Regions from separate parts of the Homo sapiens genome. Here regions 2, 3 and 4 are each linked to region 1. A link is a contact called in ENCODE Hi-C or POLR2A ChIA-PET data. All regions are on one chromosome and are shown on one strand. The core of a region is the stretch at or near the end of the contact, and the rest is flanking DNA. Distances in the headings are between cores, read along the strand shown.

Region 1 (5,296 bases), core at 1,432-3,931:
CTTGTCCACCCAGGAGTCATGTTCCCCTTTTTCTTTCTTTCCTTTCTTTCTTTCTTTCTTTCTTTCTTTCTTTCTTTCTTTCTTTCTTTCTTTCTTTCTTTCTTTCTTTCTTTCTTTCCTTCTTTCTCTTTCTTTCTCTCTTTCTTTCTCTTTCTTTCTCTTTCTTTCTTTCTTTCTTTCTTTCTTTCTTTCTTTCTTTCTTTCTTTCTTTCTTTCTTTCCTTCCTTCCTTCCTTCCTTCCTTCCTTCCTTCCTTTCTTTCTTTCTTTTCTGTCTTTCTTTCTTTCCTGTCTTTCTTTCTTTCTTTTTTTTTTTTTTTTGAGACAGAGTCTTGCCCTGTTGCCCAAGCTAGAGTGCAGTGGCGCGATCTAGGTTCACTGCAACCTCCATCTCCCAGGTTCAAGCTATTCTCCTGCCTCAGCCTCCTGAGTAGCTGGGATTACAGGCACTTGCCACCACGCCTGGCTAATTTTTTGTATTTTTAGTAGAGATGGGGTTTCACCATGTTAGCCAGGATGCTCTCCATCTCCTGACCTCATGATCGGTCCGCCTTGGCCTCCCAAAGTGCTGGGATTACAGGCTTGAGCCACCGCGCCCGGCCATGTTCCCATTTTTCTATGGTAACAGAACCCTTATTCTATTCTGGGGAGCAAGGTGTCCACCTAAAAGACTACATTTCCCAGCGACCCCTGCAGCCAGGGGTGGCCAATGAGATATGAGCAAGAGAATTGTTGGGCGAGGCTCCAGGGAAAGTTCTGGAAAAGGGAGACAGGTAGAGAGCATGGGTTTTCCCCCTTTCCTCTTTCTTCTTGCCTGGAATACAGATAGGATGGAGCCCAGCTGCCACTATGAACCATGAGGTGACACTGAAGATAGACAGCAGTGCTGAGGATGATTAGCCTGGAGAGAGAAGGTATTTCAGACATTGAAGGCATGGTGAAGCCACCATCCCGACCCTGGGCTGCTGACCTCTGTACAGGGGAGAGTAAAAGACACTACTAGTTTGTTTAGGCCACTATGGCTGGATCTCTGTTATCAGGAGGCAAAGGTAACTTCTGATTCAAAGGTGCTACCCTGAGAAAAAGTATGCTCACATAAGCTTGGGAAATAGCAAGTTAAACAGAATCTTTCTTGCAGGACTTCCCAAAGCCTTTAAATGCTAAACAGTTTTGGGAATCACCAAGTGGGGGAGGTACTACACCATATTTCCAGAGCTCACTTGTCATGGCACACTGTGTGTGTGTGTGTGTGCGCGCGTGTGTGTGTGTGTGTGTTTGTGTGTGTGTAGAGAGAGAGGGAGCAGGAGAGACTAGGGGTCTAGTGCTGGGAGACCACCTCCTGATGTCTGATGGGAGCTGGAAAGTGCTTTGCTCAATGCCCTCATTATTAAAACAATTGAAGACACTGACTCCTTTTTCGACTTTCTTAAGCTTCAACTAGCATTCATGATTTCAGTTCCTAAGTGTCTAAGGGATGTAGGGCCAAGCAGGGGAGGGCTAATTTGGGGACAAAGCTAGGAGAGCTGTTTGGGGTAAGAGAGTCTCCTTGTAGCTGCTGGAGCCTTTGTGGACTGGGGTTTGGCTCACAGGCGTGGGGGCTGCTACAGGGAGAAGATGACCCTGGCCACCCTTCACATCATATATAGGGCATTAGCAGCCCTGTTCCTCCCCTCTCCCCAACCTCAATAAAAGAGGGAAATAGAGGCATGGAGAATGAAAGGGGCTAGGCCAGCCAGGTCCACAGAAAGAGTGGGTGGCAGAATGGGGTCTGGAGCCAGCTGCCCATACTCCCTGCCCTTCCCCAACCTACCCCCTGCCCTCAGCTTTCTGGAAGGCTCTGGCTGAGTCATATGCCTGACACCCAGTTTCTGCCTCTGCTGCAGTGGCCGCCTTTCAGTCCTCTGTGGGGGTCCCATTGCAGGCTGTAAGATCTTGACATGCCCTTTCAATGCCATTTTAAGAGACTCAGAACACAATAGCAGTAATAGAGGCACCTGCTGCCTGGCTTGGTAATTATTACATCCCTGTGGGGGGAACTGTTGACTGCCTGGCAAAGGGGTGAAGTCTCCCCTCATTTCTTAAATAGGAGTCCTCCTTGAAGACCGTGGGCACAGCTGAGGGTGGTTAGTCACCAGTCTGTGCCCAGGAGGGAGTCAGGGAGCACCAGTGTGGCAGCCAGGTAGAGGAAATGGGGGTAGAGGGAGTCGGGGTAGGCGGTGGGGGGATGTGGTGTCCAGAATCCCAGACTGAGGATGGAGGGCTTGAGGCTCTTTTCCCCTGTTCTGTGTGGCTAAGTCCAGTTCATTCCCCAGACCTCAGTCTCTCTCTCTGTGCAATGGGAAATTGGATCAGGCCTCTAAGAATTTGTCCAGTGCGTAATTCTAAGGTTCTGCTTTTTAAGGAGATCGTAGGGAACTGAGGACAGAACAGAAAGGTGGGAACTCCTTGAGGGCAGGAAACTGGCTTGTTTCCTCTCTCAGACCCTGGCATGGTTGGGTGGAAGACCCCATCCCAGACAGAGCAGGAGGTATGGTGGTGTCCTAAGAGGGAGGGAGGAGCCAGGACAGGAGGAGAAAAGGAGGGGAGAGGAGTGGGGGAAACAGAAGCGTGAGGCCCCATCTGAAGAAAACCCAATATCAAAACTTTAACAAGAGCTTCGTAACCAAGAAATGGGCCTTTGACTTAGGAGGTGAAGGCTCATTTAAATGGCAAATTTCCCTTGTGCCTGCAAGGGCTTGTTTATAGAATGTGGAACTGAGAGTGCAGGTGGTCCCACACAGAAAACTGGAAGCTTTTCTTTTTAAACTCCCTGAAGATTCATCTGCAATGCAGATGAAGCATCTTAGAAACAAGAATGAAAACAGCGTTTGATTTTTACAAAAGCCAATTCAGAGGCTCACTTCCTGTCCAGCCCAGCGTGCCAGCATCTGTGTGTGAGACCACTGTCCCCAGCCGGGTGGGGGCCTGCACGGGTCTTGCCAAGGTCAAATGGGTGTGCACACATGACTACACGTGAATTCACTGCACATGTGTGTACACACACACATTTACTCGGATCCTCAGCAGAGTTATTTTGGATTTGGTCTTCGTGGAAGGTCCAGTCTGTGCCTAGATGTGGATTCAGAAAATTCATAGACTCTGCACAGCTACTGGTCACTAATAAGAGCCTGGAGCTGGGGATACCATGATGATCAAGAGATAACCTCTAAAAGAACTCACAGACCAGCTGGGGAGACAGGTGAATAAACACCTGGAGAACAGAGCATTATGGGAGCATCTGGCCCAGGCTTGGGAGGTCAGGGAAGGCTTCCTGGAAGAGGTGTTATGTTGGAGCTGCATACTATCCAATATGGTAGCCACTAGCCACAGGTGGCCATTTACATTTAAATAAAAAACAAATAAACAATTCAGTTCCTCAGTCATACTGGCCACATTTCAATTGGCTAGTGGACAGCATGTCGAATAGTGCAGAAATGGAACATTTCCATTGTCCAGAAAAGTCTACTGGATGGCGCTGTGAGGAGGAACAGACCCTCTCCAGGTGAGGGCCATGAGAGGTGTTCCAATTCTAGGGAGCAGCTTGTGCAAACACCTGGAAGTGGATGGCAGCATGCCCAGGGGACTGGAGCCCTGAGCACAGGTGTGAGGAGGAGGGAAACAGTGACAAGCGAAGCTAGAGAGAGTGGAAGAATTCAAATGGCAGTTAAAGGCTCTGCTTGTGTTGGCAAGGAGCTGGGATTTTGTCCTGAACATTTGGGGAGCCTTTGGAAGGGTTTCAGCTGGGAGTGGCAAGGTCAAGGTCGGGTTTCATGTTAGAAAAGCTTGCTTGGAGAAGGGACTCCGCAGGGAAGGGGCAATTGCCAGCAGCCAGGTGAGAGCCAGGTGAGAGCCAGGTGAGAGGAGGGACCTGACCTGGGAGTTTAGCTGGGAGGGCCTGGAGATGAAGTGCCTGTGTAGGGGGCACTAGAGAGAGGGGCTTCTGGCTTCAGTGCCAGGGTGGCTGGGGCTGCCCTTTGGGCTCAGGCTGTGCTGAGTGCAAGGGAAGAGGGAGACCTCTGCACCTGGCAGGTAGGTGAGGGCACCTGATCCTTTAGGAAAAGTTTAGGCTGAAACCACTGACTGGGTGATCATCAGTGAATAGATAGGGGTGCAGGTCCTGCAAGGGGCTGAGGTCTCAGGAGAGTCCTCCGTAAGACAGTACTGGAGCCCTGGGAAGCACAGATGAGTCAGTGGCCAAGAGAGCAGAAGGAGCTGGGTAGGCCAGATTTCTGGAGAAGAGTGAGGGAGGCCAGATGTTCCCTGGACGCGTCATGGCTGTGGTTGTGATTCCGTCCCCTGAGGTGTGGGAGCTATAGCTTTCAATCCAGGCAAGTTTCCTGCAGGGGACAGTGTCTTGGTACTGAGGGGCAGGGCTGGGAAAGGAAGGGAATGGGGGCGGCTTTCATCACAGCCATGGTGAGGAGCCACAAGGCAGCTTGCACTTTGAAGATGGCTCCAACAATCTCCCCTATCCCGCAGGCCCTTCTACAGTGAATTGACTGTAGGGGGTGCTAGAGACAGGGTCTTCTGGCCTTTCTGGCCCCTCATCTCCTGAAGATGTACGCCTGTGCTCCCCCTCTTAAAACATGGGCGGGGCCGGGCGCGGTGGCTCACGCCTGTAACCCCAGCACTTTGGGAGGCCAAGGTGGGTGGATCACGAGGTCAGGAGATCGAGACCATCTTGCCTAACACATGGTGAAACCCCGTCTCTACTAAAAATACGAAAAATTAGCCGGGCGTGGTGGCGGGCGCCTGTAGTCCCAGCTACTCGGGAGGCTGAGGCAGGAGAATGGCGTGAACCCAGGAGGCAGAGCTTGCAGTGAGCCAAGATCGAGTCACTGCACTCCAGCCTGGGCAACAGAGCGAGACTCCGTCTCAAAAACAAAAAACAAAAACACGTGGGTGGGCTTGTGACTGCTTCGACCAATAGAGTATGGCAGAAGTGGCACTCTGGGGCTTCCAAGAGTGTCATAAAATGCAACACAGCTTCTACCTTACGTGCTGAGACGCTCACCCTTGGATCCCTGAGCCACCAGGTAAGATGTCCTCCTAGGACAGAGGCTGCTATGCCATGAGGAAGCCCGGGCCTGATGAATGGGTCCATGCAGGTGTTCTGGGGGACAGCCCCAGCCTAGCTCCCAGCCCACAGTCAGCATCCACCACGTGTTCACGCGTGAGTGAAAAGCCTCTGAATGGTTCCAGACCCCAGACATCGAGCCCCCATCAGCCACTGGTGCCTGCTGTGTGAGGCCCCAGATA
Region 2 (5,296 bases), core at 1,583-4,082, 95 kb after region 1:
ACTTCCACAGAGTGCCACACACAGGACAGCTAGCCCAAGAGACTCCAGCCAGCAAGCTAAGGCCCTGACTCTGAAACCACCACACCTACTACCCACCGCCCCCCACCCTTCCCTGGCTCCACTTCCCCTACCCTCCACTGGACACGCTGCCTCATGCCTCCGTGGGACCCTGCACGAATGACTGCACTGCCTTATCTCCCAACAGGAACACGCCCCAACCCCAATTGTGCTTCTCCAGATATCTGCGGCTGAAGGCGCCTGAAGAGCAGCACCACACATGAGCCCTCACCGGCACCAGGGATCCCGTCTAGCCTCATGCAGAACAACCACCCACCTCCACAAGAGGTTGTTTTTTGGGGGGTTGGGGTGGGGGAGGTGTCCCTCTGGGAGTCTGGGTTTTAGAAAACAATACCCAATATAGGAGAAATGGATGCCCAGAGGACAGAGGATGAAGATGAGCCCAGATGAAAGAGGACTATCGCAAGGGGTAAGTCTCTCCACCTCCCTCCCAGTCACACAGGGCCCTTGGCTTTGAGCACATGCCCATCCCCCTAAAAGCTGGTTCCCACTCTTTAACTCCAGAACCTGGGGAACACTGCAGCTTTAACTAAGCCCTACCCAGGGGCTCACACTTAAATTGTCAGGGGGTGAGGAGGGGGGCAGAGACAAGAACACCACAGGGTGCCTGTCCCTGCCTTCGCTAAGCCCCTTCCAGGAGGGGCAGCTGGGTGCTGCTGGGATCCCCGATGTGAGTCTGTGCCCTCTTTCAGCACGGTTCCAAGGAGTTATTGGTCTCTCCCCGGTGCCACCCTATACCCTCCCTCCCACCTCGGGCCACGGGTAGAAAGCAGGAAGGACAGGCATGCCATCCCAGTAGACCTGCTGCTAGTGCCTTCCCAGAGGCGTGAGGATTTTGAGCTCCTCCCTGGCTTATACAAGGACAAAGGGTCTGGGAGCAGCTGGCCCTCTTCTCCTCACTGACACTCTGCGCTGGATCTGGGGAAGCCCCAGGCTCTCTGCCGCCTGGGTGTCCCGGCTCATTGCTCCCTGGGCATGGGAGGCACCAGTGCTGAAGCCACTGGCATAATGACCAACAGGGTTGAGCCCAGAGCCGCGGGCCAGGCTGGGCTATGCGCCCTCTGGCTGCCCAAACCAAGCAGAGGACTGAGGGAGGGCTGGGCGAGCAGGAAGGGGCTGTCCAGATGCCACAGCCCCTACCTCAGGGCCTCCTGCACTCCCACCCGCTCAGGGCAGAGCTCTTCCCATCCTCTCAGGCCCCCTTCTGCCCCACCCCAACCCCAAGGCCTCTGAGAACAAAGAGGAGGTGCAGGCACAGTCAGGCTGGACCAGGCTGGGCTGCGACCCCAGCAGGAACCGGGAGGGGCTGCCCACTGGCCTGGCCCCACCCCTCCTTCTCAAAGTGGGATCCGCCCGGAGGGTCACATCTCCTGGCATGCCTTGAGAGCAGAGAGCCCACAGCCCACCCCGAAAAGGGTGTGAGGGGGAGCAGGAGGCTCCCTCCTTACCTCCCTCTTCTCAGCTGGTTCCCACCTCCCACCCGCTCTGCCTTAGAATGAAAAGTGGGGCAAGAGGAGGTGAGAAGCCCGGGCTGAACGCAGACAAAGGGGAGGCCCCTAAAGCGTTCCTGGGCGCTCCCGGTCCCCAACTCCCTTCCTTCCACTCTCCCTACTCCCCATCTCCTTTTCACTGGGCAGGAGCTGGAAAGGGGCGATGCTTGTGTGTGGTGGGGAGCTGCCATCCAGGCTGGAGCTTGTGGAGAAACCCAGCCCCTGACCTGTGTCCACCAGCTAGGGAGTGTCTGGTGCTGGTGGGGGCTGCCTGGGGGTACCTGGGGTCCACGAAGGGAGGTACCCACCCAGGGCTGAGCAGGGGGCTTACCCTCTAGAGTGACCAATACTCAGAATGGGAGGGGGGACAGGAAGGGGAGACCAGAGCAGGTCTGGGACACCCGTGGGGGCCCCTCCCCAGCTCCAGGCTCCCAGCTTACAAACCCGGAATTTGTTGGGGTTGGAGAGAGGGGAGGTGGAAAAGGAAGAATTTTCATTTCTGAGGCTTGAGGGGAAATCAGGCCTATGACCCCAAAGGAGGTCTGGGTGGCACCGAGGTGCCCTGCAACCCCAGGAGGGCGCAGCCAGGGCCGATGGCGGCCCCCAGGGGCACTCGCCGCGGGGCTGCCCGCTCGGGGCTCGGCCGCGGCCGCCTGGCTCACCTGCATCTCGGGCGCGCCTTCGGTCCGCTCGGCTCGGTCACCAATCGCATGTCTCTCCAGCCGGCCCGACCAGGCCCCAGCCCCTGCCCAGCCCCCTCCTCCGTTTCCTCCTCCTCCGACACCTCCGCCCGGCAGTCCGCGCGCCCTCGCGGGGCTGGCTGTCCGTCTGTCCGCCCCGCGCGGGCGGGAGCCGAGCCGGAGCCGGGGCCGGGGCTCGGGAGTGGGGAGGCGGGAGGCCGCGGCCCCGGCGGGCGGATGGGCGGGCGCGCTCAGGCCGCGGGACAGGGGCTGCGCGAGCCTGCTTCTGCCCCCTGGGCCGGCCCGGAGCCGCCGCCGCCGCCTCTGCCGCTGGGGCCGGGGTCGAGGCCGGGCGCGCTCCGCCGCGGGGCCGGGGCCGGCGGGCAGCGGCCGCGCATGCTGCTCGGCGCCCCGCGTCGGGAGAGGGGCCGGAGCGGCGCGGGTGGGGACTCCGCGCCCTCCGGGGCCGGGACCAGGACCCACCGCCGCCGCCGCCGCCTGCGCTGTCGCCCGCCGCCCGCTCCGGCTCCCGCGCCGGCTCCCGCTCGGGCTCCGCGCTCTGCAGCGGCGCGGGGAGGGAGCACTAGGAGCGAGCCAGGGAGGGAGGAGGGATCGAGGGAGGAGGGAGCGAGTGAGCCGCGGGAGCCGGGCGGGGGAGGAGAAGGCGCGGCCGCAAAACCTGGTGATGGTGGTGGTGGGGTGGGGGGTGGTTCGTCTCCTTTCAGCGGAGGGGGCGGAGAGCGAGGGGCGCCCCAGCCGCTGCCCTGCACGCTTAGGGCAGCGAAACAGGCAGGGGTGCGCAGGCGAGGGGCGCACCAGCCAGGCGCTCCAGCTCTGCACACGGCCGCGCCCCTCCGGGTCCGGGGCTCTGGGCGAGTCCCGGGCCAGCCGGGTGTCGGGGAGTCCGGCGTGCGGTCCTCCCTGGGTGTATGCGCGCACACCGTTGTGTGTGATTTTTGTGTTGCCACATGCGTGTGCATGTGAGCGCGCGAGTGTGTTTACACGTGTTAACTGGGCTGTGGACGAACACACGCACGAGGACGGACAGGGCTCCCTACACGAACAGGGTTGTTTGGAGGGCGGCATGGGGAGGCCGACCGGGAGCCCCCGTCCTGGCCCTGTCCCCTCCTCTCGAAAGTCCGCGAGGCTAGAGGGCCCACATTCTAGCGCGGGAGGGCGAGGCAGGCAGAATGGGAAGCTCCAGGGGACGGCGAGGAAGCCGCGCTGGCCCGGCAGCTCTACCCAGGAGCCGGGGTCCCCGCCCAGCCTGGCTTCCTGTCCAGCAGAGGGCGGCAGGCCTCTCTGGCCCGCTCCGTCCGGAGGCCCTGCACCCAGTGGCCAGCAGAGGGCAGCGCAGAGCCTCCGCCTGGGCTTGACTGTTCCCTCCTCCCGGAATGGTCCCGGGGATCCTCGGCTGGGGCCACAACTTCAGACGGGCCCAAGGAATGGGACCTCTCCTCGGAGATCCAGATCCTCCTTGATCCTCAGATACAGAAACTAGGCCAGCAGGGATGTCTTGGCAAAGCCTGCAGAGTAGGTTACCACCCTCAGGACCTCACCTTTTTCCCTATACTACCCCCTCCATCTCCTTGAAGCCAGACGCCCTTTACCACCAAGCCAGTTTTATTAGAATAACCATCAATGCTGACACCGCCCGGCACGGCCATCCCTCCTCCCCTGCTGGGAACAACCCATTAGCACATGAATACTCCTAATAGCTTGAGTCCACAGGGGCAGCTGAGGCTGGGGGAGGGGATCTAGCCCAAAGCCTCTCGGATTCTGGGGCAGACGCTGGAATCCCAGTTCCAGTGACACCCCCTCTCCCAGGAAGCCTGCGCAACATCATTGCAGAGATGCCTGGTTGCCACGGAGGGACCTCTCCCCACCCCCAACAGCACCTTGTTTCTCGCTGTTCAGCCTCACACACAGCCCAAAGGCTTGCACAGACCTTCTGTTCCAGCTGCACCATTTCTGGGTACTTCTCAGTCTCTCTGGCACACCGTTGCTCTGGACAGTCCTGTCTGGAGCACTTTCTCCTGTCTCCTATGTCTATGCCCATCCTCAACCTAGGCCTAGCTAGAGTCCCTCCTAGCAGGCGTCCATGCTATGCTCTACTGTGAACTGTACGTTCACCCTCCAGCAACTCTGGGGGAGGCACTATTGTTCCCCTGTGACAGAGGGAGGGAAGCCCAGGCCCAGAGAGGTTCCAGGCTCTGCCCATGGTCACACAGCCAGCAAGCCACGGAAAGGGAACTGGACTCGTCTTCTATGGCTGAATGGACCAGCAGGGGGCAGGCTCGGCAGAAGGACTTACAGGTGGGAGGTGAAGCAGGGAGGCCAGCACAGGAGTCCCCCTCCCTGCCAGAGCCCAGCGCAGGCGACTCCCCGGTCCCTCAACTCCGCGCTGCCTGGACCCCTCCCCAGACTCCCCAGCCCCCCCACCCCGGCTGTTTGTGAGCTACCCGTGCGCTCCCGCCCTCCCGCGCCGCCTCCTCCCACCAGCCCGACAGGAATAGACGCTCGCTGGCTCCTGCGTAAAGGCTCCGCCAGGCACCCGGCGGGCGCGCAGACCCGCTGGGGGGCGGGGGCGGGGGCGAGGGCTATTCCTGGTGCGGTGACTGACGCAGGCAAGGCGCGGCCACCACATCTCTCCGCCCCCGACTCACCTGCTCCCTGCCTCAGTGATCTCGGCGGAGAAATGGGGGAGAGCCCACTCATTCCACCCCGCTAACCCCCAGGTGCTACCGGAGGAAGCTGGGGTCCTAGGGTGGGGTATTTTGGTGCCCACAATGATCCCTCCGCGCCTCGGAGGCAGCAGGGATGACCACGGAGCTGTGTCTGGGAGGAAGAGCCCCTTGGCCTCGGTTCTCCACTGTCAATGGCATCCAAGCCATTCCCCTTTCCCTTTGTCTCCAAAAGACATGACCCCTCCCAGCTCTCCCTGTTTTATTCCAATGGAAACGACGGGGAGCTTTGGGGGAACAACTTGGAGGATAGGCCTTTTTGAGGGTCTAGTTTGGGCCTGGTGAGAGTACGGGTCCCTGGCAT
Region 3 (5,296 bases), core at 1,496-3,995, 81 kb before region 1:
CCTAAGAACATACAAAGTGATTACTAAGAGCATAGAGGGCCCAGTTGTGATTGGATACCATACATTTATAGTAATACTCTTTATTTTGTCATTTTTTTCCTCCACCATCTAAAGCCAAAACTCAGAGTTGATCTACTTCTAGTGTATAGAAAGATGTAGTGCAAGGGAATTGAGTATTGGCAAAAGAACATTTGCAATGTAGCCATTGAATCTAAGCTGGACAGAGAAGGGAAAATCAAGGGCCAATGAATAGAGGTTTGTATGGTTCAAGGTGAGTTGTAATAGGAGAATTAAGAGAGCTGAAATGATAGGAGATGATGGTAAGAGATTTTTGGGTATGAGGTTGATATAACCAAGGAACCTGATGTTTTAAAGGAACCAAGGGTTTTGCATAAAGGCTGTAATATGGAAAATGAGGTTGAGATGGGCAGAATCCCACCTCTCAATTATGAGGTGTATGGTTGGAGAGGGAGTGGTGCAGAAGGAATATGCTGCATCTCTATGAAAAGACTTAGGGAAGTGGGGTTAGCATGTGTAAAGTAAGAAAAGGGCACTTGAAAAGAGCCAACCCCAGAAACCAGAAGTACAAATATGCTTCCAGCACTGTCCAACACATTTGGAATAACATAGTCACATTGGTGTGATCATCCCTATTATTGGGAAAGATTACTAGAGCAATCTTAGTTGAGGAACATTTCTTAAGTTCCACCTAATTTCCTTTGTTCTGGCCATATATTGACCATAGCAATGTTCTGATTATGATCTGGCCTACTAGATGACTACAGAGAGAAAATGTGTTCACTAGTCATTAAATATCTAGTACGCTTAATATAATTCTCATTACAATCTTTATAATCATCATTAAAATATTTTAAATTGGCACTCTTTTATATGTCAGGTTTTTTTCAGTGAGTGGTTAGTGTTAGAGGGAATTTTGGGATTTCCAAAGCTCAGGTCCAGACCCTGGTTCAAAGTGTTCTAAGTGGCAAAGTAATATCATTTTTGTGAGGCTTCCTGGTAGAAGCCTTCACTGGATAAGTCCCCTCTACTAGGTAACATCTGCATGATAGACCTGTTTGTATAAAGTGCAGTGAAGAGCCAAACTTGTATATTGCTTTGCCTTTGAACAAATTTCTCTTCTTTACTCATTTAGAGCAGCATTCATTACATTTCTTAAGTGCTTTGCATAAAATTTCAAAGTTCAGTGTGACCTCTGTACTGGGACATCATCAGGCACAGATGCTACATGTGAAGGGCTTTTGGCAATCAGTGGCTTGGTAGCCGTGATTCCTTTTGAATCACTCCCTCATGGACCATATGAAATGCATTCTCCCAGGATCCCAGACATATTCTTGGGAATCATTGTATTTTCCGACTTACTGGACTAGTTTAGAGGCCTTTGGGTTTCACTGCACTTTTCTTCATTTCCTTCTTTTGTTGATCTTGGCCCCTTAACCTTCCACCCACTTTATTACTCATTTCTTAGGGACCTGACTACTCAGTAACACTGAGAAAATATATCTGAAACCATATGGGTTTGAATACAACAAACTTAAGAGAGGGAAAATAAAAAAGGAAAAAATGTGTGTTCTCTGAACTTCCTTTGTTTATATGATCTGTTTATATGTTGTTAAGGTTATGTTATCCAGCTGCCTCCCCACGTTTCAGAAATGACTAAAGATATCTGGAAAACACTCTAACAGGGTCATGTTGGCATAGTGGATGAAAAGACACTTCATTTGTCCCTCACCAGATAATATATCTTCTTTTGAGGCATGGGAGCAATGCCAGGAGCTTTAAATGCTGAATCTCAAGGTTCTTGAAAGGCCATTGACTTCTAGGGATACTTTTAGAAAGAAGCCAGTCAATCCCAGGCGTAGTGGCTCACACCTGTAATCCTAACACTTTGGGAGGCCGAAGTGGGCGGATCACTTGAGGCTAGGAGTTCAAGACCAACCTGGCCAACATGGTGATACCCCGTCTGTACTAAAAATACAAAAATTAGCTGGTGTGGTGGCACGTACCTGTAATCCCAGCAACTTGGGAGGCTGAAGCACAAGAATCACCTGAACCTGGGAGGCGTGGGCAACAGAGCGAGACTGTCAAAAAAAAAAAAAAAAAAAAAGCCAGTCAAGTGAGTTCCCTAAGGTATATACCTGGCCATTTGAATGTTTGCTCACTATGGTTAGTCTGTATGGTATCTAACAGATATTACAGTTTTCTTTTGGTAAAATGAACATTGACATTGGTGTGAGGTGATGTTAGCAGCCCAGGCTTTAATCTCGCCTTTGTATTGTATAATGTGAATTAAAACTTAAGTACACTTGAGTCAGGGTTATTCAGTAAAACATGTGGAATGGAATTTTGTGGTATTTATTAGAGCTATTCCACTTGTAAACACCTTATCTTGAAGGAACTGAAAAGAGGTTGCAAGCATTCCTGCAGTAGAATAAAGTGCTTATGATGGTTGAGTGAGAAGTTCCTCTCTACCTTCCATGCTCTACCTACTGTAATGGGTAATATTTGTACAGAGATGTGTTTTTCCCATCAAGCTGTTTATGGAACTTGGCCTGCTAAATAATAAACTTAGAAGTGAGAATAAGTAAGAATAAGGAATAAAACATCAGTGTTATCTTTTGGAAATAAATCACTCCATTGAACATGGAGAATGTGGTCCTCGTGTCATCGGCATTTTCTTCATATTTCCACCTCAGTGGAGTGATCCTGGCTCTGCTTTGCCGCTGTGCTTTCCTTTTAATTGCTGTTTCACCAGGTCTCCTTAGCAGCAGCAGCGCCTGAAATAACTCCTGAGGAAGCTCCTAAGTGAATTCTCATAATTTGCTTCTCAATTCTCCCAATTGATTGAGGCACTCTTTCTTGAGTGCTTTGCAGTTCTGTGTAAGTGGCTGATGTTTGGGGTCACTGCTGAATGTTTTGTTTGAATATCCCTTTCATGATGAAGGGAAGACTGCTGCTTTTAACTACATGGGGTGATGCCCTTTGTGGTAAGCCTTGAAAGGCAAAAATCGTTTTTCATAGTGATATGCCAAATGAAATTATTCTCTTTGTCACTTTGTCCTTTTATCCTTTCAGTCTGATAACCTCAGTTCTTGTGATTTGTTTGTTTTCTTCAATTAAGCTTAGTTGTTTCCTGTACCCAGGTGCATGCTATTTCTGCTCTTGGTTATGATGGTGTGTGGAGCATATTTCTGACCTGGAAGTGTGGTTTCTTTGACTGAGAGCCACATCAGCATGCCTTCCATCCTCTACTTCCTTTGCATTATTTCCTTTTGGAGGGCTCAGTTTGCCATCATTTAATCTATAGATGATTCATCTGGGACTGAGAACTGGTAATGCTGTAATAACAATATCTTTCTTTATATAATACTCAATGCACTTACTACCTTAGATTTTCTCTGTTTATGGAGCACTTTCATTTTAATCTCTCACAATAACCCTTTGGGTTAAGTCAGCAATTTTGTCTTAGTCTAAGATGGTGAAATTGTAGCTCAAAGAGCTTAAATAGCTTGCTCAGAGTGGCAGTGCTTCTGAGTTACCCTGCTTAACAATTTCTACAGGAAATGAATACTTTTGAAGATACTCTGGATAAATAAAAAGGAATTTTCCAAACCACATCCCATTTGTTAAAACCTAACTTGTTTTCAGTCTGGTCAGTTGATAAGACCAAGGTTAAAAGGCCCATTTACCATACAGTTTAAATTGATGTGTCCAAGTCAAGAAAATAAATATTTAGGTCAGTTTTTATTCTGTTGCTTATATGATAAAGTTCAAGAAGGCTGGCTCTTAAATTAGTGGAACTTGAAATGGAAGTAATTAAGCCATTAATTTTTTTTTATTCTCTTTTCCTTTCAGAGAGATGGAAAACTTGATGACTAGCTCCACCCTACCGCCCCTTTTTGCAGATGAAGACGGTTCCAAGGAGAGTAATGATCTGGCTACCACTGGGTAAGCAGCTGCTTTAGGACACTGGACTTCTCCATAGGCCTCAAAACAAAGCTTCTAGCAAAGTAAGAGGTCCTAAAGAGGCAGTTTTATATCATAAGAATAGACGGTGCACTTGTTTCACTTTGCAAAGAGAGTGACAGCCATCATAAACCACTTTGTAATCTGCATTCAATTATCTTTTGCAGTGCTCTGGTTTTTGTGAACTGGTACAACAATATGTGGAATCTAGCAAACACTGGTGACTCCAGTTAAGAAAATTATATAGTCACCATTAAGGAAATACCTGCCACAGAGCTAGCTCTAAAAAACAAATGCATTTTTTCTGTTCAAATTACCACAGATATTAAAATAGTTTTTTCCCAAAGATCAGATTTTTTAATGTGGTTCTTTATTCAAGATGCTTAGTAACTTTAGCTGACTTCTGTTCCTTTCCCCATCCCACCCCCTTCTCCTTTCTGTGGGATCTTTTGACAAATATTTAAAGAGATATAGAAAAGGGTTAATAACAGTAGTCCACCTCTTCCCTTGAAAATCTCTGTTCCACTTGAATTTTTATCTTTTCTAGATGTTTAGAAGTTATTTGGCAAAGAGAAAGTGTGTTCACTAATAGACTGAAGTGCTAGCTAATCCCTAAGATGAATTATTTTAATATTCTTTAGAGCTGTTTAAAAAATAGGCTATACTTTGTAATTCTGTTTCCTTCCCTCACATTTATGTCTCACCTCGTTGATATCCGCCTTTGACCTCACTACTCAGATGAAAGTGTTCTCCAAGACTTTTCTAAAGGCTGCTTAGTTACTATATTCATTCAGTAAAAACTTTCTGAGTATCTGCTATGTGTCATTGTTCCAGGCATTAGATAGAAAGCATTGATCAAAATAGATAAAAATCATAGGCCTTTTAAAGTTCAAATTCTACTTGTTGAGTCAGACAATAAACAGGATAAATAAGCAAAACATATACTATGTTGATAAGAACTATAGTTTAAAAAAAGAAAAAAGTGGAGAAAAGGGATAGGAAGGGTTTGGGGATGCAGTTTTAGACAGGATGGGCCAGAAAGTGTTTAATGAGAAAGTGACTTCAATAAAGACCTGAAGGAAATAAGGCAACTGGCATGCAGTTTTCTGGGGAAGATTATCCTAGACAGAGGGAGCAGTAGGTGCAAAAGCCCTGAGGCAGGAGAGTTTCCATCTTATCGAAATAGCCAGGAGGACAGTGTGACTAGAGCAGCACATAGCAGCAGGAGAGGCAGTAGAGGACTACATCAGTCCTTCTCAAACATATGAATTGCCAAGAGAGCTGATGAAAATGCAGATTCTGATTTAGAAAA
Region 4 (5,296 bases), core at 1,295-3,794, 69 kb after region 1:
CTGTGATTCCAGGAAGGAGAGAGGCCGCGGCATGGAGACGGGCATGCGAGCGTGTCTGCGCCTCTGTGTGTGTGCAGGAGGGGCTGCTCTGTGGGTCTATGCATTCGTGTGAATGCAAGGGCGAGAGTGTCGCGTGTAAGTGTTCCAATGTAACAGCTATTTATCTGGTGTGTATTGATGGTTTGTGCTTGTATGGGTGCCTGTGAAAAGGTTTTGTGTGGACCCGAATTGCTGCCTGGCTTTGTGGGAGAATATGTGAGGCTGTACATATGTGAGCTCCTCCGTGTGCCCACTTGTGCTTGCCTGCACACAAGGGGCATTGTGTGTGTGAGCATAGAGGTGTGCATACTCATCCTAAAGAACAAGCCTTGGCCTCTGTCTCCTCTGTTCCCACACCTCAAATCTTTCCTCCTTAGATTCTGAGATGTGTCCCTCTCATGCTCAAGCACCCACCATAGCTCCCCATTGCCTGGGTGGTGTGCTACAGAACACCCTGCCTCAGCTTCCCTAACCACCCACACTCATCCTACACTCCACATGAGCAGCAAGAGCCAGAAGGAGGGGGCAATTCTGTCTCTGGCATAGGGGAGTCTTCAAGGGCAAGGAGGGAATATTCAAAGCAGATTTTCCTCGTCCTAAGCCAGGGAACTGGAGCTGAGGGCCTGGGGACACCTGCAAAGCTGGTGCCTGCCTTTCATCTCCTCTCTCTACATGAATGGTTACTATCCCTTCGCCCCCACTGCCTGTGGGACACTAGGCTCCATGGCTTCAGGGTGCTCCTGGGGTGTGGTCCTTGTCTTCCCGTAAAAGTGTTTGGAGAGCTTTCTATTGTGGGGGTTGGGCTGGAGGTCAGCTGGAGGGCACAGCTGGGACCTGGGAACCCATCACAGGCTGTCCTGGCCCCTGCAGCTTTTTGCCTCCACACAGAACAATTCCCCATCTACCCCACACTTCCAGCAGTCCCTCCTGCCTCTGGATGACCCTGGGAGCCCGTCAACCTTCCAGCGTCCCTGTCCCTTCCAGCTGCCCTGCAGGAGAAAGGGAACAACTGTCCTCCTGGCTCCTGGCCAGCCAGGTGCCAGCCAGTGGTCAGGCAGTCCTGCTTCACGCTTCTGGCCGCAGGGCTTCGCCACAGTCCCTACTTCCCAGCTAGGGGCTCTGCCTGGACTCACCATGGGCAGAGGACCTTGTTATTCCCCAGAGACCGTCTTGTCTGGTTGGGATCTCAGAGCCCGTTGTACCCAACTCTGGCTGTACAGAGAGGGAAAGTGAGGCAGAGGGGCGAGGACTCCCCCCAGGTGGTCGACGTTGGCAGGCTGCCTGAGAAGGACACAGGAAGACTCCAGAAAGGTGACCTCTGGGTGGAGGGGAGTGACTGTTCTGATGGCAAGGATCCTGGGGGCTTTGGACATCCTGGCTCTGGACTGAGCTGCGCTTGGGAAATGGGCAAGAGGTGGTCCTGGGGTGGCCAGGGTGGGGCAGGCGGATGGGTCAGCAGACCCCTTGCTCTGTTCCAGGAGACTGCATGGCGTGGAGGGAGGGATTTATGGGCCCAGGTATAGGGCTGGGCCATAAAGGTCATTCTGCTAGAGAGGCTGTGACTCCGCCTCACTTTGGCAGTGGCGTGGGGGCAGGGAAGTCAGATAGGGGACACCACTGAGGCCTGGGGTGAACCCTGAAGCTGGAAGAATGTGAGATACCTAGTGTAGGCTTCTCCTAGGCCCTTGGGAGGGGTCAGTCCAGAGATGCTCAGGGTCTTATACAAGGTCACACCACCTCCTGGCACAGGGCTGTGGACAGAGCCCAGGAAAACAGATGCCTTAAAAGCTTCCCCCAGCCCCAGCTCTGGGTGCTGCGGAGGGGCAGCTGCATACCTCCTCCCATCCAGGTCTGCTCCCTGCGCCCTTGGAGTGTCCTGCAAGAGGTCTGGCAGTCAACGGGGGAACGAGGCTTTCCCGAGCCGGCTCTCTCCTCTTTACGACACCATATTTTTTAATGAGCTATGTAAATGTCTGCAAGTCAGACAGCAAAGGCAGGAAGTCAGAGCCTCCAGCTGCCGCCCCCGCCCCTGGGAATGGGTGTCCCCCTGGGGCCAGTCTGACCTTGTGTTTCCCATAGGAAGGTTTTCTGGATGCCATGGAAATGGCCACCTCCCAATTCAGCTGAGTCAGAACTGGTGCTATTGCCGACTGACTTGTTTTGTGACCTTAGGCCTGTCACAAAATGCTGTACCTCAGTTTCCCCTCACTGTACCTCAGTTTCCTCATTTACAGAATGTGCGCACACAAAGGGCATTTTGTGGTTTCTGAGGCTCCATGGCTTAGCCATGCAACTTGGGCAGTGGCTGGGCCTCTCTGAGGTTTGTGGTTCTCATCAGCAGAACAGGGAGCCGGCCATGCTGACCGCTGCCTTTGGGCTGAGCTTGGACCGCAGGAACCAGGAGGGATGCATCACGGGCAGGGCCCGCCTATCCTCTCTCTTGCCTGGCTTTCTCTTTCTTCTGCCTCCAGCTTCCTCCTCCTCTGTTCCTCCGGAACATCCTGCCACCCCAGCCACAGGATTGGCTGTCTACGTGGCTGTGTCACAGTCCAGACCGGGAGTGAGGGGGCGTAGGCAGTGGGTGTACAGGGAGAGCCAGACCTTGGGTCCCTGCTGGGGTCACATATAGGGCATGGAGAGGCCTCCTGGGTTGGCCTGAAGGCTGGGGTAGGAAGGAGCTGGGGCCGAGCACTGGGGCATCCCTCAGTCTCCGTGGCCCCTTCTCAGACACCAGCACTGTCACTTGGCAGGATGACAGGGCCTGGGCTGGGGCCACAGGACGAGCCATAATAGGCTTAAGGGGAGACTGTAAATCCCTTTCCAGGCTGAGCAATCAGCTCCTTCAGGCAGGCAGAGGCTGGAGCTCCCGGGGGAGGGCCCTGTACTCCTAGGGATGTGTCATGTGGTTGCTGTTCTTAGACTCCTGCCCCATGGTCCCTAGTGGCCCAGCAGGGACCAGGCCAGGCCTAGCGTGCCAGTCCCTCAGAGCAGGCTGCGGGGCCTGGGTCTCAGGGCCCCACAGGGATGCCAGGTGGGTTGGGGGCCAGGATGGGGGAATTGACTGGCAGAAGCTTAGAGCACGCCCCCGCCACCATGTGCTCACCCATCCAGGCCACAGCACACCCTCCTCCCCCAACTTCCACAAAGAAAGGAGGCCGTGCCTGCTTCACAGATGAGAAGCCTGAGTCTGGAGTGGTTCGGGCCCAATGTGGGGCTTTGTTTCAGGGAAGTATTGATGCCCTAAGTGTGAATCCTGACGTCAGCACCTAGCTGGTGGTGGGCCGCAGATAGTCACTTCTCAGTATTCTCATCTGAAAGGGAGCCTGTAAGCCCCTCCTCCTGGGATGATGAAATAAGAGAAGGCACATAGAGCATCTGGCCTGGGGCCTGGCACAAACCCTCAATGAACAGTAGCTATTGTGATTATTGCCATACTTCCCCCGTACCCTCACTATGGAAAGGGACTCAGACTGCACAGCAAACTTGGGTTCAGGTCCTGGCTTTTTCCTTACCAGCTGTAGATCACTGGGACAGTCACCATCTCTCTCTAAGCCCCCTACTCCTGAGCAAACCATACAGGGCTGTGCACCTGTGAGTGGTTCCTCAAAGGAATAAGGCACCACAGAGGTCCCTGTGACTTCCAGGGACTTCCAAGGTGATTTCCAAAGGTGGCCGTGACAACTCTCACACCCTGAGTGCCCTTTTGCGTGTGACTGCAGCTTGTCCTAGTGAGAGCTGGGCTCTGTCCTCCCTCTCGTTGAATCTAGGGGGATCTGAGACTGCCTTGGCCAATAGAATGCAGCCAATGTGGTGCTATGCGTCTGCCTGGCCTCGGCCTTGAGAGACCTGGGAGCTTCCATTTATGTCATCTTGGAGTGCTGAGTTACCTTAAAGAAGTCTAAAACTCAGAGAGACCATGTGGAAAGAGAGGAGCCAGCGGCCCTGCAGTCCTTCCAGCCTCCCAGCTGAGGCAACAGACATGGTCAGAAGCCATCTAGGACCTTCAGCGGCAGTGAAGTCTCCCCAGTCGATGCCACACAGAACTGAGATGAGCTGTTCTCACCAAGCTCTGCCCAAGTTCCAGAGCTAGGAACAAATAAACAGTTGTTTTAAACCACGAAGTTGTGGGCGTGGTCGTTATGCAGAAATAGATAACTGATCCAATCCTTCATGCCTTCTGCACCATCTTCACCCCAACTTGGCTTGTGCAAGGTTGAGCTCCTTGGCCCCAGCTGACTGGACAAGGGGATGGGCACCTGACTTCAAGGCAGCCAACCGATTGGCTGGTGAGTGACCATTCAGCCTTTTTTTTTCTCTGGAGACTAGGAATGAAGAAATCAAAGGCCTTAGCCAGACTACAAAGGAGGCTGGAGCTTGGGGTTTTTGAATGGGAGCTGGGGCGGGGATGAGTGGGTGACTTTCAGTCCTGTACAGGCTGTCATGTCATCAGAGGGCACCAAGTTGGGGAAAGAAGCAGGAAAGGTGATATGGAAGCAGGTTCTCTGAGGGTTCCATAAATCACTTAGCTCCAAGTGGGCTGTGCTCCCTGTTCCTTGTACCTCATGAACCCTGACTTCAGGCCCTAAAATACTCAAGGGCCCTTGGCCAGCTGGTGGCAGAACTTCCCCAGGGGCTCCTGATACCAGCCAGGGGTCTACACTCCTCCTCTTACCCCTTCTCCCTTGCTCTCTGTGACATATTCCCCTGTCTCCTTGTCCTCCAGGGCCCCAGGGCACAGCCACTCTCTCTCCTGGGCAAACAGGGCTCATGAGCTGGAGTCTGCTTCTATCCTCTCCACACAGCCCTGAGGCCTCCAGTGGCAAAGCAGAGGGTATGGCCAGGTTTGGTTTCTACCCCAACCCATTTGCCATCCCTGTTGTGTCCCGCACAGTCCCTTACCCTACCAGTTCTTGAGTTCAGCTACCACTCCCTTGCTTGCCCATAAAGATGTCATGCTAGTAACAGTGGTCATTAGTGTACCCAACAGGTGCCACACCCTGTGTAGGTGGGTACTTTACAACACTGTCTTCGATCTTCCCAGACACCCTGTAAACATAGGAGTTAACCCTATTCTGCATGTGGGACTCAATGGTGGAGGTGGGATTTGAACCAAGGTCAGCCTGACTCCAAAGCTCACGTTCCATCTACCACTCTGCTGTATGACTCTAGGCAGGTTACCTTCCCTCTCTGAGCCTTGTATTCTGACTTGTGAGGGGTAAACCAGGGAAGGGTTCTGGTGCTCACTGCTCCCTCTAAT

What was found. Hi-C counts contacts between places; a loop is a spot of excess contacts on that map. ChIA-PET counts read pairs that join two places held with the same protein, here RNA polymerase II (POLR2A). Pooled maps may share reads with other maps.
Region 2: a loop to region 1 is called in a map of HepG2, with 5 times the contacts of the local background. The contact joins the promoter of LINGO1 here to the enhancer-like site in region 1. A Hi-C loop is called at or near these places in 5 of 168 maps with a recorded cell type or tissue (Caco-2, HepG2, head of caudate nucleus and 2 more), 1 of 37 single-sample maps with no recorded cell type and 16 of 50 pooled maps. POLR2A ChIA-PET finds 5 or more read pairs at or near these places in 4 of 52 experiments (HEK293T, SK-N-SH and WTC11).
Region 3: a loop to region 1 is called in a pooled map, with 2.5 times the contacts of the local background. The contact joins two enhancer-like sites. A Hi-C loop is called at or near these places in 3 of 50 pooled maps. POLR2A ChIA-PET finds 5 or more read pairs at or near these places in 3 of 52 experiments (IMR-90, OCI-LY7 and activated CD4-positive, alpha-beta T cell).
Region 4: a loop to region 1 is called in a map of DLD1, with 7 times the contacts of the local background. The contact joins two enhancer-like sites. A Hi-C loop is called at or near these places in 4 of 168 maps with a recorded cell type or tissue (DLD1, G401, endothelial cell of hepatic sinusoid and 1 more). POLR2A ChIA-PET finds 5 or more read pairs at or near these places in 2 of 52 experiments (HEK293T and Panc1).

What each region holds. Positions count from the first base shown.
Region 1 is chr15:77,535,375-77,540,670 of GRCh38, forward strand. No RefSeq gene overlaps it. Among named protein-coding and RNA genes, the nearest start is that of LINGO1, 95 kb to the right of the region's middle. RefSeq lists an enhancer at 2,855-2,904. Within about 2 kb of position 2,682, at least 10 of the 41 ENCODE cell types and tissues checked have a DNase peak (open chromatin) inside an H3K27ac peak, as active enhancers do.
Region 2 is chr15:77,630,080-77,635,375 of GRCh38, forward strand. It overlaps LINGO1 (leucine rich repeat and Ig domain containing 1), which reads right to left and starts at 2,833. Exons shown (of 2, transcript NM_032808.7): 1 at 2,231-2,833. The coding sequence starts at 2,236. LOC105370906 (a long non-coding RNA gene) reads left to right here. Exons shown (of 4, transcript XR_001751806.2): 4 at 206-382. RefSeq lists enhancers at 1-257, 3,652-4,215, 3,657-3,786.
Region 3 is chr15:77,454,531-77,459,826 of GRCh38, forward strand. HMG20A (high mobility group 20A) reads left to right here. Exons shown (of 10, transcript NM_001304504.2): 2 at 3,874-3,966. The coding sequence starts at 3,878. Among named protein-coding and RNA genes, the nearest start is that of HMG20A, 36 kb to the left of the region's middle. Within about 2 kb of position 2,746, at least 2 of the 41 ENCODE cell types and tissues checked have a DNase peak (open chromatin) inside an H3K27ac peak, as active enhancers do.
Region 4 is chr15:77,604,734-77,610,029 of GRCh38, forward strand. The region is part of intron 3 of LOC105370906 (a long non-coding RNA gene); the gene reads left to right. Among named protein-coding and RNA genes, the nearest start is that of LINGO1, 26 kb to the right of the region's middle. RefSeq lists enhancers at 499-1,218, 2,474-2,768, 2,658-3,376. Within about 2 kb of position 2,545, at least 6 of the 41 ENCODE cell types and tissues checked have a DNase peak (open chromatin) inside an H3K27ac peak, as active enhancers do.